4 separate regions of the Homo sapiens genome follow, and regions 2, 3 and 4 are each linked to region 1. Evidence: chromatin contacts called from ENCODE Hi-C or POLR2A ChIA-PET data. All regions are on one chromosome and are shown on one strand. Each heading gives the region's core, a stretch centred on a gene start or an enhancer-like site at or near the end of the contact. The rest is flanking DNA. Distances are from core to core; before and after follow the strand shown.

Region 1 (3,276 bases), core at 244-2,743:
ATGACAGCCAAGAGAGAACCTTCTTGTTCAGATGCCCTGAGTCCAAATCTAGGCTGCACCCTTTCTAATTGTGTGAACACCATCAAGCTTCTTAAGCTCCTGCTTCCATTGCCTCATTACTAAAAATGGTGACACTAGTAGCCATAGGGTCCATCATTGTGAGGATTAAACGATGTGATAGAAGTGAATGGCCCATTGCAATTTCTCGGAGGATCAGAGGCACTTATGATTTTAATAAGAAGTGTGTCTGCAAGGAGAGCAAGGTGGAGGGTATTCTAGGGAGAAAAGTTCCAGTTCTATTTGTAAGACAGTGAGAGGGAGAAAAGACAGAAGAAGAAAGGGAGAAGGGAGAAAAGAAGGAAGTTACAGGAGGAAAGCAAAGGAAGAAAGCCTGTCATCCATCGTCCCAGTGCCTTGTGTGTGGTCCCAGGAGCAGAGAGCATCTCGCAGAGGCCATGGAAGAGCTGGTACAAAGTGATGATGGGAGGGTGGGTTGGATGTACTGGAGGTGGAAGAGTCTGGAGAATGAGGAAGAGACAGTAGACGAGAGCCTGGCTGAGAGGCAATGGGTGTCCAGGCCTGACGAAGGAAGAGGAAACCTTTTGGGGGTAGCATGGGGGAAAGAACTGGAGTCTACATGACTGGGAGGGAATCCATTGGTCGGTGGCCATGAGCCAGCTTCCGGCACCGGCACATGGCATTGTCCCCCCTGCCCATCCTTGGGTTCTGCGGACCAACCCCTCCCCACATCTGTGTGGGCTTGAGTAGTGAGGGGGCCTTCCCTGGCTGGGAGAGAACATTCCCCCTCATCTCCCACCCCCAGGGCAGCCCCCGCTGAATCTCTCTCCCTTGCCGTTTTCATCTCCTCCTACGCAGCGCCTGTGATATCTCACTTCTAGCGTCTTGGCTCTCAGTGAGCGGAAGTGAGGGGTGTCAGGGTGTGAGCCATTGCAGATTCACTTGCGGGTGGGGTAAAATCAGGCCCAATCATTCTCCTTCCAACCCCCTCCTCACCCTCACCTGCTAAAATAGCTAAAGCCACATTCTATTTAAACAGGATCTGGGGATGGGCGAAAGGCAAGGAAAAGAAACTCCACCAGTTCATTCATGATTCTCTGCTTCCTAAGAAAGCCTGGACCACGTGAGCTTCCCTGAGGTTCAGATCGCACTGGGTCTTGATGAGATGGGGGCTTAGTTACGGGGCATATGCTTGACTTCTGTAGTCGGGAATGTGGCAAGCAGCCTCACCAGCTCCGCTGTGCATGCAGCACCGAATTAGGGGGCCCGGCCCCCTCATGGCTCTGCCTCTCTGCATGGCCTGGGGTGGCTCTCTGGAGATGTGTTCTGTCACTGCTGTGTGCTGACTGTTCCAGACAGAGCGCAGGGGAGGCTGTGGGGGTGGCTGGTGCACCAGGCGCAGGCAGGCAGTTCGGGCCTGCCAGTGTCTGCCTTTTCTGGAAGCCCACACAGGCAGCTTCCGGCCAGCCGGCAAGGGACGGATTTCCTGTTTAGAGGGAGCAGCCTTGTGCCCCTGCCACAGGGCCTGCAGAGGAAAAACAGGGCATGTCAGGGCATGTGCATCCACTGAGCAGGGCAAGGGGGGCACAGACAACCCTCTGTTGTGGCCTTGAGTGGGCACTCTATCTTTAGGCTGCAGCTAAGCCCACCTGCACAGGATCCCAGCTCAATTCTGGTTGGCTTTGAAAGGTACCATGTGTTTAGCTTAATCCCTGGTCTACAACCCTCATTGTATATTCTTCAGATCAATGCTTAAATTAATTTGACCTCCCTGAGCACATGCTGACCTTTAGTGGAAGGAGGTGACTATGTGAAAGGTAGGGTTGCTGGTCTCAGATGTGCAGGTCACACACTGCACAAATGCGACTATGTAAGGAGACACAATTCACATCAGAGAGCTTGTAGATTTGTGTGTTTATTATGACAGTTATCCAACAGATGGCAGTAAAATGTCTTGAGAAAGGGATTCTTTTTGCCTAATTTGCACAAAGGTTCCATATAGGCTAATGGTAGCCCTGCTAAAAGGCCAGAGAGAAATCAACTCTAGGGACAACTGAACAACAGATAATACACTAAATGGGTAAATCACAGGCCAGCTCTAGAGCTGGCTTGGGTGACGATTTCCACAATCCATCGCTAAGCCCTGTTTCTCCCAAGCTTGATCAGGAACAGGGGTGCACTCAGTGCTAGCCTCTCTTCCAACTTGACTTTCACCTGTTTCCATTTCTGCTCCTTACTCTCAATCAGGCTATGAACAAAAAGCTTAAGACTAAGATTGCAGAAGCGGTGCTGCCCTCTGTCCCTGCCTTTAGGAAACCCCAGACCACGCCGCCTCTTCTATCAGTGGACTGCCAGGCTCAGCCCAGCCACATGGCATTGTAGGGGCAGGGAAAGTTGGCCCTGCTCATTCACAATGGGCATAGGACATGCTCTACTGCAACAGAGAAAGGGGACTCCTTCCCCAATCTTCAGAGCCTTGAGATGCTTAGCTAATGGTCCAGATATGCTGCCATTATCCTGCAGCCAGCAGCTGACCACCCTGGTCCAGGCAGCTTTGCTCCCATTCCAGGCCACAGAGAGCAGATCTACCCACCACCCCCTGCCTAGAGACAGGCAGAACAGTGCCTGAGAGTTCAAGACATATCCTAACTCTCACCGGTGGCCCAATCCCAGCCTGTCACCTGTTTTTGTGTGGACCCCGAGCTAAGAATGGTTTCTATGTTTTTTAAACAGTTGAAAAGAATTTTTTTAAAAAGTAATATTTTGGGACACATAAAAATTATATGAAATTCACATGGCAATGTCCATAAATAAAGTCTTACTGTAGCATAGCCACATACCCATTTGTTTATGTAATATTGTCTATTGTTGCTTTCATGCCACAACAGCAGAGCTGAACAGTTGATGTGACAGAGACCAAATGGCCTGCAAATCCTAAAATATTTCCTATCTGGTGCTTTACAGAAAAAGTTTGCCCACCCTGGCATAGGGTCTGGGAGGCCTGGGGTATCCTGGGAAAAGCCCTGGATTCAAAGACCAGAGACCTTGCTTTGAGCCCTTCTTGCATCATTTAGCAACTACCTGTCCTGGGGCGAGCCACCTTGCCCTCTGAGCTTCAGTTTTCTTATCTGTAAATGAGAACGTCAACAGCACCTGCCCTGCCTATCACATGTGGCCATTGTGTGGATCAAATGACATCTAGAATATGCAAGTGGCTTGTTAGCTGCAAATGCCTTTGTGAATATTTAGTATTATTTG
Region 2 (3,276 bases), core at 436-2,935, 410 kb after region 1:
AATAAATAAAAAATAAATAAAACAATCTTGTGTGTAGCCTACTTCACAAGCATATTTGTATCAATTATAATACTAATGTTGGAGGCTAAGTGAAAATCAGCATAAATATTTTTTCTGACACCATTACAAAAAAATGTAACACCTCTGAAAGCCAACAGAGGGAGTAACAGTTAAACCAACGGAGACCGTTATAAATAAAGCATGCTGTCAATACAAACACGAAATAAAATATTCACAGATACAAAATACCCCCAGGTATGAGGAATAAACCCAAGTTCTTTTTTTTAAGCCAGTCAAATTTAGCAGTGGGGGGGACAAAGATTTTCTAACTGAATAAAAATGAGAGTTAATTCTATTATGGAGATTCAAATTGTATATTCTGGAATAATGATTCTTCTTAAGGCTGGGCACGGTGGCTCACGTTTGTATTCCCAGCACTTTGGGAGGCCGAGGCAGGTGGATCACGAGATCAGGAGTTCAAGACCAGCCTGGCCGAGATGGTCAAAGCCCATCTCTACTAAAAATACAAAAATTAGCCAGGCGTGGTGGCAGGCACCTGTAATCTCAGCTACTTAGGAGGCTGAAGCAGGAGAATCACTTGAACCCGGGAGGTGGAGCTTGCAGTGAGCCGAGGTCCCGCCACTGCACTCCAGCCTGGGCGACAGAGTGAGACTTAGTCTCCAAAAAAAAAAAAAAAAAAAAAAAAAAAATTCTTCTTAAAGCTAAAATATCTGAGAAAATATACTCAGATGGAATTAATGTCAGCTATATAGGACAAGCATCAAAAGTCTCAATTTGTGAAAGAAGGCAGCACTGGATATTTTCAAAGTACATAATACAGCATCAGACTAAAAAGTAAATTTGTTAAAATGACCATACAACGCTTGTTTCTTCAAGAAATAAGTTGTGTGGATAAAACAGGTAAATCTAGATTGTTTTTCCCTGTTAAAAAAAAATGACAATATGGCACATCATTCAATTTAATGATTATCTTTCAAGTTCCTTAAATTTGAGTGTTAACTGAGATTTAATTTATACTACCTAAATTAGTAACCGGTATTGCAGTCAAAACCACTTAAATATGCTCAAATCAATCACAAAAGACTAGTATTGACCACAAACAGGACAAAAGTTAGCTCATCATGGTATGTTCATACAATGTGGCCATTAAAAAAATGAGAAAGCACTTTATATAGAGAGGTAAGAAACAGTTCTCACGCAATTTTAATGAAAAAAGATACATTATAGCATTTATGTAAATAAATAACAAAACTATATTTACATGAGTTTATCTGTAGATGCATAGACTCTGGAAAGATACTTAAGAAAATAGTAATACCAGTTGAGAAGGAAAGCAGGTGAATAAGGGAACAGGAGAAGACAGTGTGGTATGCAGTTTTGTATCTCTTGAATTTGTGATGTATACAAACATTATCTATTCAAAAATCCACTCTGACATAAAAGTCTTCTGAAGAAAAAGAAGTTGTGCTTTTCTGGGGCCATAACACTAGACTACTCTTTGGGTCAAGCTTAGTCAATAAATTCTACTATGCTTTCTTCCTATAGTGGAATTTTGCTATAATTAATTAAATACAGGAGAAAAAAGTCACAGAAAGTGAAAATATAAGCTCTGACTAAACTCCCTTCAGTGGAATAAAAACGAAGTGCCCTAACCACAGGGGGAAATGATGTCATACATAAAGATTAATCTTTCCATACAACCAGATTATTTACTGCATATATTGTTTTTGGTCAAGGGGAAAAAAATAGGTTTTTCTGGTAGGAACAGTCAAGTAGCTAGCAGTATAAAATGATATAATTGTCAAATAGGAATTGCATCACATAAATGGCATAAAAGGCTATCAACCCTCTGGGTTAATGTTGACAGTAAATTTATATTCAGTGAAGTAATAAATACACAACATTTTTCCTATTAGAACAGCACTTTCCCCCATGCTGTTCTTCCCTCCAATCTAAACGCAACCTCCTCTACATGAGTACTAGAGCTCATCTCCCTCTCATTTCCCTAATATCTTACATTATTGATTATTCCTTGGCTCTCGTCCACCTGCCACACCCAACTGGACCATTCATTCATTTTTGAAATCCTCCTTTGACCTATCACCTTCAATCTCACATCTCCCTCTCCAGGTATCATGCTCGTCTTTCACAGTCAATCTTATTGTGAGAGTTGTATAAACTTCTATTTCCTTAACTCTCACACTCCCTTCTGCAACCCAATGCAACCTGACATCTCCTTCTATCAAACCAGTGGAACAAGCCTAGGCAACATGGCAAGACCCCATCTCTACAAAAAATTTAAAATTTAGCTGAGCATGGTGGCACATGCTGTGGTTCCAGCTACTGGGGAGGCTCAGCAAGGAGAATGCCTTGAGCCCAGGGGGTCAGGGCTGTCATGAGCCGTGTTTGCAACAGTACGTTCCAGGCTGCATAACAGAGCAAGACCCTGTCTCAAAAAATAAAAACAAAAGTAAAAAAAACCAGTGGAACATTTATTACCAGGGTCATTAATGACCTCACTATCTCTAAATCCAACATATTTTGGCCCTAATTTTACTTAATATTTAAGCAACATTTTATGCCTGACGACTCTCTCTGCTCTTTAAACCAATTAATGCCTTTCTTTGGCTTCAAGGTTTCTCTATTCTTCTGGTTAGTCCTTCCCAATCTACTTTGTAGGCTTAACTTCCTCTACCAAATCTCAGGATTTAATCCTAGGTCTAGGTCCTTTTCCCATCCACCAACGTGAGTTCTTTTTTTTTTTTTTTTAAGACAGGGTCTCACTCTGTCGCCCAGGCTGGAATGCAGGGGCGCCATCCTGGCTCACTGTAACCTCTGCCTCCTTGGCTCAAGTGATCCTCCCGCCTCAGCCCCCTCAAGTAGCTGAGACTACAGGTGCAAGCCACCATGCCTGGCTAATTTTTGTATTTTTTGTAGAGACGGGGTATCACCATGTTGCCCAGGCTGGTTACACACTCCTGAGTTCAAGTGATCGACCCACCTCGGCCTCCCAAAGTGCTAGGATTACAGGTGTGAGCCACAATACCTGGCCCAAAGTGAGCTCTTCTAAACCCACATTTTCCAATACCATCCCTAGACTAGTAATTTTATTTCTCCAACTCAGATCTCTGAGCTCTATACCAGTCCACCCAAATACCCAGTTGACATCTGTATTTAGATTTTGGAAAGGTACCACAATCACATCATATTCAAATCCAGATCATCTCTGATCTACCCCACTCTGCTCCTTCTCTG
Region 3 (3,276 bases), core at 255-2,754, 290 kb before region 1:
ACATATATATATATACACGCACACACATATATATCAAATAAACAATTACACAAATACCTACATAATTACCATGGAGACATCTCAGGAAGAAAAAGTTCAGGGTCCTAGGAGAGGTCATAACAGGGGAATTTGAATTAAAATGTGGGATGTGGGTGAGGGATGGTCTTCCTGAGGAAGTGACACTTAAAGTGAAACCTGAAGGATGAACAGGAGTTAGGAACAAAGAAGAGAGTGGGAAATTATTCTTGGTTCAAGGATCAACATTTAGAAGCCTTAAAACTTGAGGGGAGGCCGGGTGCAGTGGCTCACGCCTGTAATCTCAGTACTTTGGGAGGCCGAGGCGGGCGGATCACCTGAGGTCCGGAGTTGGAGACCAGCCTGACCAACTTGGAGAAACCTCGTTTCTACCAAAAATACAATCGCAGCTACTCGGGAGGCGGAGGTAGGAGAATCGCTTGAACCCGGGAGGCAGACATTGCGGTGAGCCGAGATCGTGCCATTGCACTCCAGCCTGGGCAACAAGAGCAAAACTCCGTCTCAAAAAAACAAAACTTGCGGGGTGCGGGGGCAGGGGAGTGGAAGGAAGACCTGGAAGTGCAGTGCGGATGAAACGAGGGGTAGTGGGAAGAGGCGGTAGGTAGGAGGCTGATTAAACAGGGCCTTAAAAGTTACATTGTTTTAAAGACCTCTCGTGTGTGGGTTCCACCCAATTCTTCAAGGAAATTGAACCCTGGACACCGTCCAGCGATTTTTCTGGCCATCTTGACTCAGCATCTTCCTTCATCCTATATCAGCACATTACGGGGGGGCCATCAAGCTTCCTTCTATCTACTTACTCTGCCTTGGCGTTTGACTCCTTCCTAGCTATCAGATTTCCCCGACTTTTTAGCATGGCCCTTCTGAGCGCTCTTATTTCACTTCTCCCCGCCCCCAACCCCACCGCCTAACTCTCCCAACTCTGCAGTCCGTGACCTTCAGGTGCCCTTCAAGGTCAGAAAAACTCGGCAAGGTTGGTACTTGCAGGACATTAGCAATTCAAAGAGGTGTCACACAACCTCACCATTAGATGGGAACAATAGCTTACCCAACACCCATATTTAGATTATTCCGCCACAACTACTCTGGGGGATGGTTTTATTTGCGGCGGCTTTCTCCGTCCATAGGCACCGCGTGAAGGGCACCGTAAGAATCTTCCCGAATGCTCCTGTCACGCGTCCCGGCCGCCTCTTCTTCCTCCCCGCCACTTCCCGAGGCCAGGCCCGCGGATAACGCCTCAGTTGCGACCCAGCTCTAGGCAGTCCGCAGGGGCCTCCGCCGGGGAGGGAAGGCACGACCTGGGGCCGAGCGGGGCCAAGCCGCGGGGCAGCACGCCGGGGCAGGCGCGGGCGGGCGCTGTCGCCGCGCGGACTGAAGGCGCGGGCGGAAGGCGGTCGCGCGGGTGGGCAGGGGGCACCGCTAGGGGCGGGGCTTCGGCGCGTCGGAGGCGGAGCTCCCGCGCCGTTCACGTGACGGGCCCGGCTGTAGCGGCGGCGGCCGCGGCGTCTTAAGCGGCGCCCAGTGCAGGATGGTGCTGGAGGCGGCGGCGGCCGTGGTGGCGGCAGCGTCGTTGGCGGCAGCGGGAGTGGGTGCGGCGGCAGCGGCGGCGGCGCCCGCGGGTGGTATAAAATGGCGGATTTCGAAGAGTTGAGGGTAAGCGGGAGTGGAGAGCGGAGGCCGCGGGGGAGGGGATGGGAGAGGAGGTGGGGAAACCGCAACGTCGCCGGCCGCCGCCTGCTCGTGCCTCTGGGGCCGGTTGGCGGAGCCCTGAGCCCCGGCCCGCGGACGAACGGGCGCCGAGGGCGCGGGGGAGGGGAGCGGGCCGGCGGAGGGCACGCGGGCGGCGCGGGGGCGGCGGGCCTGGGCCGCGGCGAGCCGGCTCCTGAGTGCTGCCAGTGGTCCGCACACCTGGCGCGGGGGGTCGGGGCGCCCTCCAGGAGGGGCACATGGGGACCCGACATCCCGGTTCGCAGTGAGGGCCGATGTGGGAAGCAACGTTTGATCTTGCACCTTCACCGGGGTGTACGTGTCTGTGGCTATTCACAAGTCTGCATGCTACTCACTTGGTGGAGGACTGTTTTCTGAAAGCTGAAGTTGCGTTTAGGAATCTCTCCTCTTCTTATGGCTGATGCTACCGTTTAGTCAGGTCTGTCACGAGAAAAGGCCCCTTCTCCCACCCTTGCCTCCTAACATCTTCGAGGAACCTAATGTTTGGGGATCCCTGCCTTCAATAATCGGCCTTAAACCTCGATATTTTCTTAGTGTTTTAGTAAGAAATCTGCAAAGTCTATGTTGTGAGGTTTGTGCACCCCTTTTACTCTTGAGGAAAAATATTTTTTTCTTCTCAGTCTTAAAACAAGATCATAACTTTATTGTTGATACCCTTGTATAGCAGAGGTCTGGAATAGGGCTGTGATGGGGGTAGAACAGAAGAGACTTTTTCCCCCCAGACTGATAACCTTTAAAGTCCTAACTAAGTGTGACGAATGAGATGGATTTGTGTGTATCGCTGAATTACTGGCGACATAAATGAGATGTTTACGGACAGAAACCCTGATTTTTTTTTTTTTTAAATGTATCAAGGTAGAGATGAGTGTAAACTTGAAATTACATTTACTGCAACTCGTTTGTGTAACACTTATGATATTAGGATTTCTTTTTCAAATAAGGAAGAGGAATCCGGTAAAAGGTTCAGTTTTGTATATTTATTGTTTTCCGCAAGAGATGGGATGGGGGAAGGATGTTGGCTGGTTACCTGCTTAGTGGACGTGAGCAAAAGAACGTATCCTCTGCTCTAAACGGAGATTGTTGGAGTTTGCACAGTGCCTGCCATATTCCCTCCTGCTGTTTCAAAAATAATTATTAAGTTCCCAGTAAACACATATTAATACATGTTATGCCCCATACTAGTTTATGCAGAGAACCATAAGTGTAGGTAAAGGGTGTTCATACTTGATAAGTTTAAGGGTTTTAGTGGCTCAGAGCCCCAGCTGTAGAGCTTTTAACACCTGTGGAGCTTTTCAAACAACGAACCCTGAACCTCACCTCTGTAAATTCATGCGTTAGATTTAGGATGGGTTGAGAAGACTGAACTCTGAAGTTATATTTATTTTTACCTGCCATTTTTAATTTTTGTGTAGTAACAGATGTATACAAGTTTTCTAAGTTCTTTTTTTTTTTTTTGTTAATGAAAACTTTCCAGGATTTTTATTAGACTCTTGTGAATGTTGTTGGCCAAAG
Region 4 (3,276 bases), core at 382-2,881, 280 kb after region 1:
AAGCCCTGTTTTGCCCTAGGAGTCAAGACTCTGCTCTCTGCTGCGCACACGTCTAGTCCACCCCCCAGCCAGATGCTCCCCAGGTGCACCTGTGCAGGGATGGGGCCTGACTTAGGGAATACCCAGGAGATGGCTGAGAGACACCAGCTGAGAAGGCGGGAACCTGATGCCTCCCTCCTCCTTCCCACCACCTCTCTGCTGGGGGAAACTGAGACTTGTCAGGGACCTTCAGGATGGGACTGTGCCATCTCAGGTTGTCATCTGGCCTTCTCTCCCACCTCAATCAACACTCCCACCGCACCTGCCCGGGGAAGACCAAGCTGGGGGCTGGCTGCTGCCCCCTCACCCCAGATGACCTCTCTTCCCTCACCCCCTCCTTTAGTTCCTTTCCTCCTGGCAGGAAGAGGGCTGGACTCTTCAGGTTCCAGCGGGCGCAAACTTCCTTCCAGTTGTCCCTTGCTGCCCTATCCCTCTGGTTCCGTGGCAGGTGGCAGCCAGCAGCCCTGCATCGCAGGCACCCCTGCATCCCAGGCACCCCTGCCCCGAAGCAGCCTCAGCATCAGCTTGGCCAGAAGGAGCGAGGCAGGAGCTGCCTCCCAAGCTCAGCTTCCCTCCTGACCCAGCCCTTAGGGAGGGAGACAGGTCTGATGTCCCCCTCCGTCCTGAGGGACATGAGCCCACCAGAGGGGAGGCCTGGGCCACAGCCCACCACCCTGGTGTCCAAGATGAGGAACTCTGGAGAGTGCTGACAGAACCAAGCCAAGGCTCTGGCCCAGCTACCTCCGCTGTCTCTCTCCTCAGCACAGAGGTTGGGGACACACACACCTCTGGGCCATGCGAGGACCAGTTCTTTGGGCCCAAGTCCCCCACTGTCACTCCCTCACCTTCCCAGAATCTGACTTTTCAGGTCTGGTCAGAAGTCCCAAACGTCACAGGCAGAGGGGGCAGGTATGGTCCCTTCCCCTGAGTCCATGCCTGCCCCTCCAGGGAATGAGCCCACTGTGGATGCCGAGGTCCCCTGTGGAGGCCAAGGTCCCCTGGGGAAGGGCCATCCTTCGGCTTAAGGAAGGCCAGTGTCTCCACGCTGGGGGTGGGAGTGGGCACATTCTCCCATTAGCTCGAGGGAATTTGAGGAGTAGAAGCAGGTGTTCTAGGAGGTGGGTGGTCCTCGGGCACAGGCAGCCCGGAGGGGGCCCCTGAGCTTTTGAGGAGGGGGTGGCATGGGGGAGGAAGGCTGGAGCTAAGCAAGCTAGCTGGGGGCGGGGGGAGAAGGGGGAAGACATGGAGAGCGCCTCCACCCCTTCCCTCCCACTCAGCTTCAGAGGGGGCACAGCAGCTGTTCCAACGCTTCCTGCCCTTCCTTGAGACAGGTGTCCACTGAATTCTCACTTCCTCCCAGCCTCAGAGAGCTCCTCCACCCCCTCTCCACCTGCAGGCTGGTGCTGAGTCAGCAGCCGCCGCTTCCTTTCCTAGGTGCAGTGAGGCCAGCACTTAGATCTAAGGGATACAGTGTCGTCAGGGGAGGCCAACGTGGGTGACTGTCCCCCTCCTTCTCTGGCAGGGAGGACTTCCTGGAGGGCTCAGCTGCACACAGCGGCACACCCAGGCATGTTTCAAGGAAAGGACAGCAGGAGGAAGCAGCAGCATCCGGGGGAATGTCCCGCTCAGTGGCCCAACAAGAGCAGCAGCACCAGACTTATGCCAGCCTTGAGCTCGGGGTCAAGGAGCCCTGTGTCTGTGCTTCCAGGTTTAGCCCATGCCCTGGGTGGGCTACTAGCCAGGCAGGGGCAATTACTGCTCCCTTCCCACCTACTGCATGGTATGACCTGGCCAGTGGAAGTTCACGTGCCTACTGAGTCCTAAAGGTCATGTGGCTATCTTCCCAATGAAAAAGCAAAAAGGTGATAGGAATAGAAGCTCTTCTCATCACGAGGAAAGCACAGTGCTTTAGAGCAGGCAGGGGCAATCCAGTCAATTCTCTCCCTTGGCAGATAGGCAGTGAAGTCGCGGAGTACTCAGGCTTGGCCAAGACCTCACACGGGTAGTTACTGGCAGAGAGGCCATGAAGCCAGGACTATTTCCACTGTCCCACATGGCCTGTCTGAGTGCCACCACTATGAAGAATGTCAGTGATGATCTTCACTGTCGCCTTTGGCTGGCTTCTCGACTTGTTTCCTATGCATTACTTCATGTGACGAGTCCAGTAAGGCACAAGCCATAAGATGTGCCCATTTGACTGATGGGAAAACTGAGAATTGATGGAAGGAAACTAACCTGTTCAAGATCACAGTGGAAGTTTGTGGACCAGAATCTAGGTCTCAGAATAGTTTATTCAAGTCATATTCCTTTCCCCAGCCTTCTCTTATCTGCCTCCACTCCACTTATTTGGGCCTCTCGATGGAAGGGGCTGCTGGTGGGCAGAGAGGAGTGAGAGTTGTCACACCTGATCCACTCACTACCTCCTCCCCACATGGCTGGACAGCAGTCCAAGGGAGGTGGGTTAGAGCAGCACCAAGCGGCCTAGAACCTATGGCATTTTGAGTGCATGCGAAGCCAGCAAACTTGGCTGTTGAGCCACTATTCAAGTGGAATATTATGTAGCCATTAAAAGCAGTGCTTGTGAAAACAGCATAGCAGAATGTGAAAATGTCTGTGACATTAATGTAAAATAGGAAATAGAGAATGTAAAAAGTATACATATATTGTGTTTACAGCTCCACTCCCCCCCAAAAAACAACAAATAGATGAACAAAAATATGACTGCATTTCACTCACATGATCACAGAGGGATGGACTCCTATGAGGTTTTTTTTCCTTTGATTTATTTTCTAAACTTTCCAGAATGTGATTCTATCATCTCCATGAAACAACATAGATACAATTTGTTAAGGCTTCAAGAATTTCTAAGAAAAAATGCAAAACGTGCCCTCATCTTGGGGCTCAAGGCCTCAGGAAGGGGACACCTATTATTTCTGTGGAAATCAGGGTACAGACTCCACCTCCCTGGAGTTCCTCCAGCAAGCCAGCCAGGCCTGCTCTGAGACGGCATCTGAGGGTGAAAGGACTCTCCACCCTGGGTTCCAATGCCCTGTTCATTTCCCACTCTGGAGAGTTTCTGGTCCACCATGCACCCTCCCTGTCTCTCAAAGTCCCCTTTTGGGATGTGCAAGGCTCAGGGTTGGGGGTCTAGACCCCCTCGAAGCTTGGCAGGCCATTAGCTGGAAAGATCCTTTTCCACTGTGGACAAAGAGCCTAGCATTCAGAATCGGTCCCACC

The links. A loop is a pair of places that touch in the nucleus more often than their neighbours do. ChIA-PET counts read pairs that join two places held with the same protein, here RNA polymerase II (POLR2A). Pooled maps may share reads with other maps.
Region 2: a pooled map shows a loop between it and region 1 (5-fold over the local background). The contact joins two enhancer-like sites. A Hi-C loop is called at or near these places in 6 of 50 pooled maps. POLR2A ChIA-PET finds 5 or more read pairs at or near these places in 2 of 52 experiments (T-cell and activated T-cell).
Region 3: a pooled map shows a loop between it and region 1 (4-fold over the local background). The contact joins the promoter of PIAS2 here to the enhancer-like site in region 1. A Hi-C loop is called at or near these places in 5 of 50 pooled maps. POLR2A ChIA-PET finds 5 or more read pairs at or near these places in 3 of 52 experiments (CD4-positive, alpha-beta T cell, activated CD4-positive, alpha-beta memory T cell and activated naive CD4-positive, alpha-beta T cell).
Region 4: a loop to region 1 is called in a pooled map, with 2.2 times the contacts of the local background. The contact joins two enhancer-like sites. A Hi-C loop is called at or near these places in 1 of 50 pooled maps. POLR2A ChIA-PET finds 5 or more read pairs at or near these places in 2 of 52 experiments (H1 and WTC11).

What each region holds. Positions count from the first base shown.
Region 1 is chr18:46,621,877-46,625,152 of GRCh38, reverse strand. The region is part of intron 4 of LOXHD1 (lipoxygenase homology PLAT domains 1); the gene reads left to right. Among named protein-coding and RNA genes, the nearest start is that of LOXHD1, 34 kb to the left of the region's middle. Within about 2 kb of position 1,493, at least 2 of the 41 ENCODE cell types and tissues checked have a DNase peak (open chromatin) inside an H3K27ac peak, as active enhancers do.
Region 2 is chr18:46,210,425-46,213,700 of GRCh38, reverse strand. The region is part of intron 1 of ARK2N (arkadia (RNF111) N-terminal like PKA signaling regulator 2N); the gene reads right to left. Among named protein-coding and RNA genes, the nearest start is that of ARK2N, 38 kb to the right of the region's middle. Within about 2 kb of position 1,685, at least 3 of the 41 ENCODE cell types and tissues checked have a DNase peak (open chromatin) inside an H3K27ac peak, as active enhancers do.
Region 3 is chr18:46,915,735-46,919,010 of GRCh38, reverse strand. It overlaps PIAS2 (protein inhibitor of activated STAT 2), which reads left to right and starts at 1,504. Exons shown (of 14, transcript NM_004671.5): 1 at 1,504-1,689. The coding sequence starts at 1,666. KATNAL2 (katanin catalytic subunit A1 like 2) reads right to left here and starts at 1,409. Exons shown (of 18, transcript NM_001387690.1): 1 at 1,085-1,409. RefSeq lists silencers at 1,245-1,984, 2,055-2,134 and an enhancer at 1,355-2,108.
Region 4 is chr18:46,342,351-46,345,626 of GRCh38, reverse strand. All of the region lies in intron 1 of ARK2C (arkadia (RNF111) C-terminal like ring finger ubiquitin ligase 2C), which reads right to left. Among named protein-coding and RNA genes, the nearest start is that of ARK2C, 10 kb to the right of the region's middle. RefSeq lists an enhancer at 1,541-1,720. Within about 2 kb of position 1,631, at least 7 of the 41 ENCODE cell types and tissues checked have a DNase peak (open chromatin) inside an H3K27ac peak, as active enhancers do.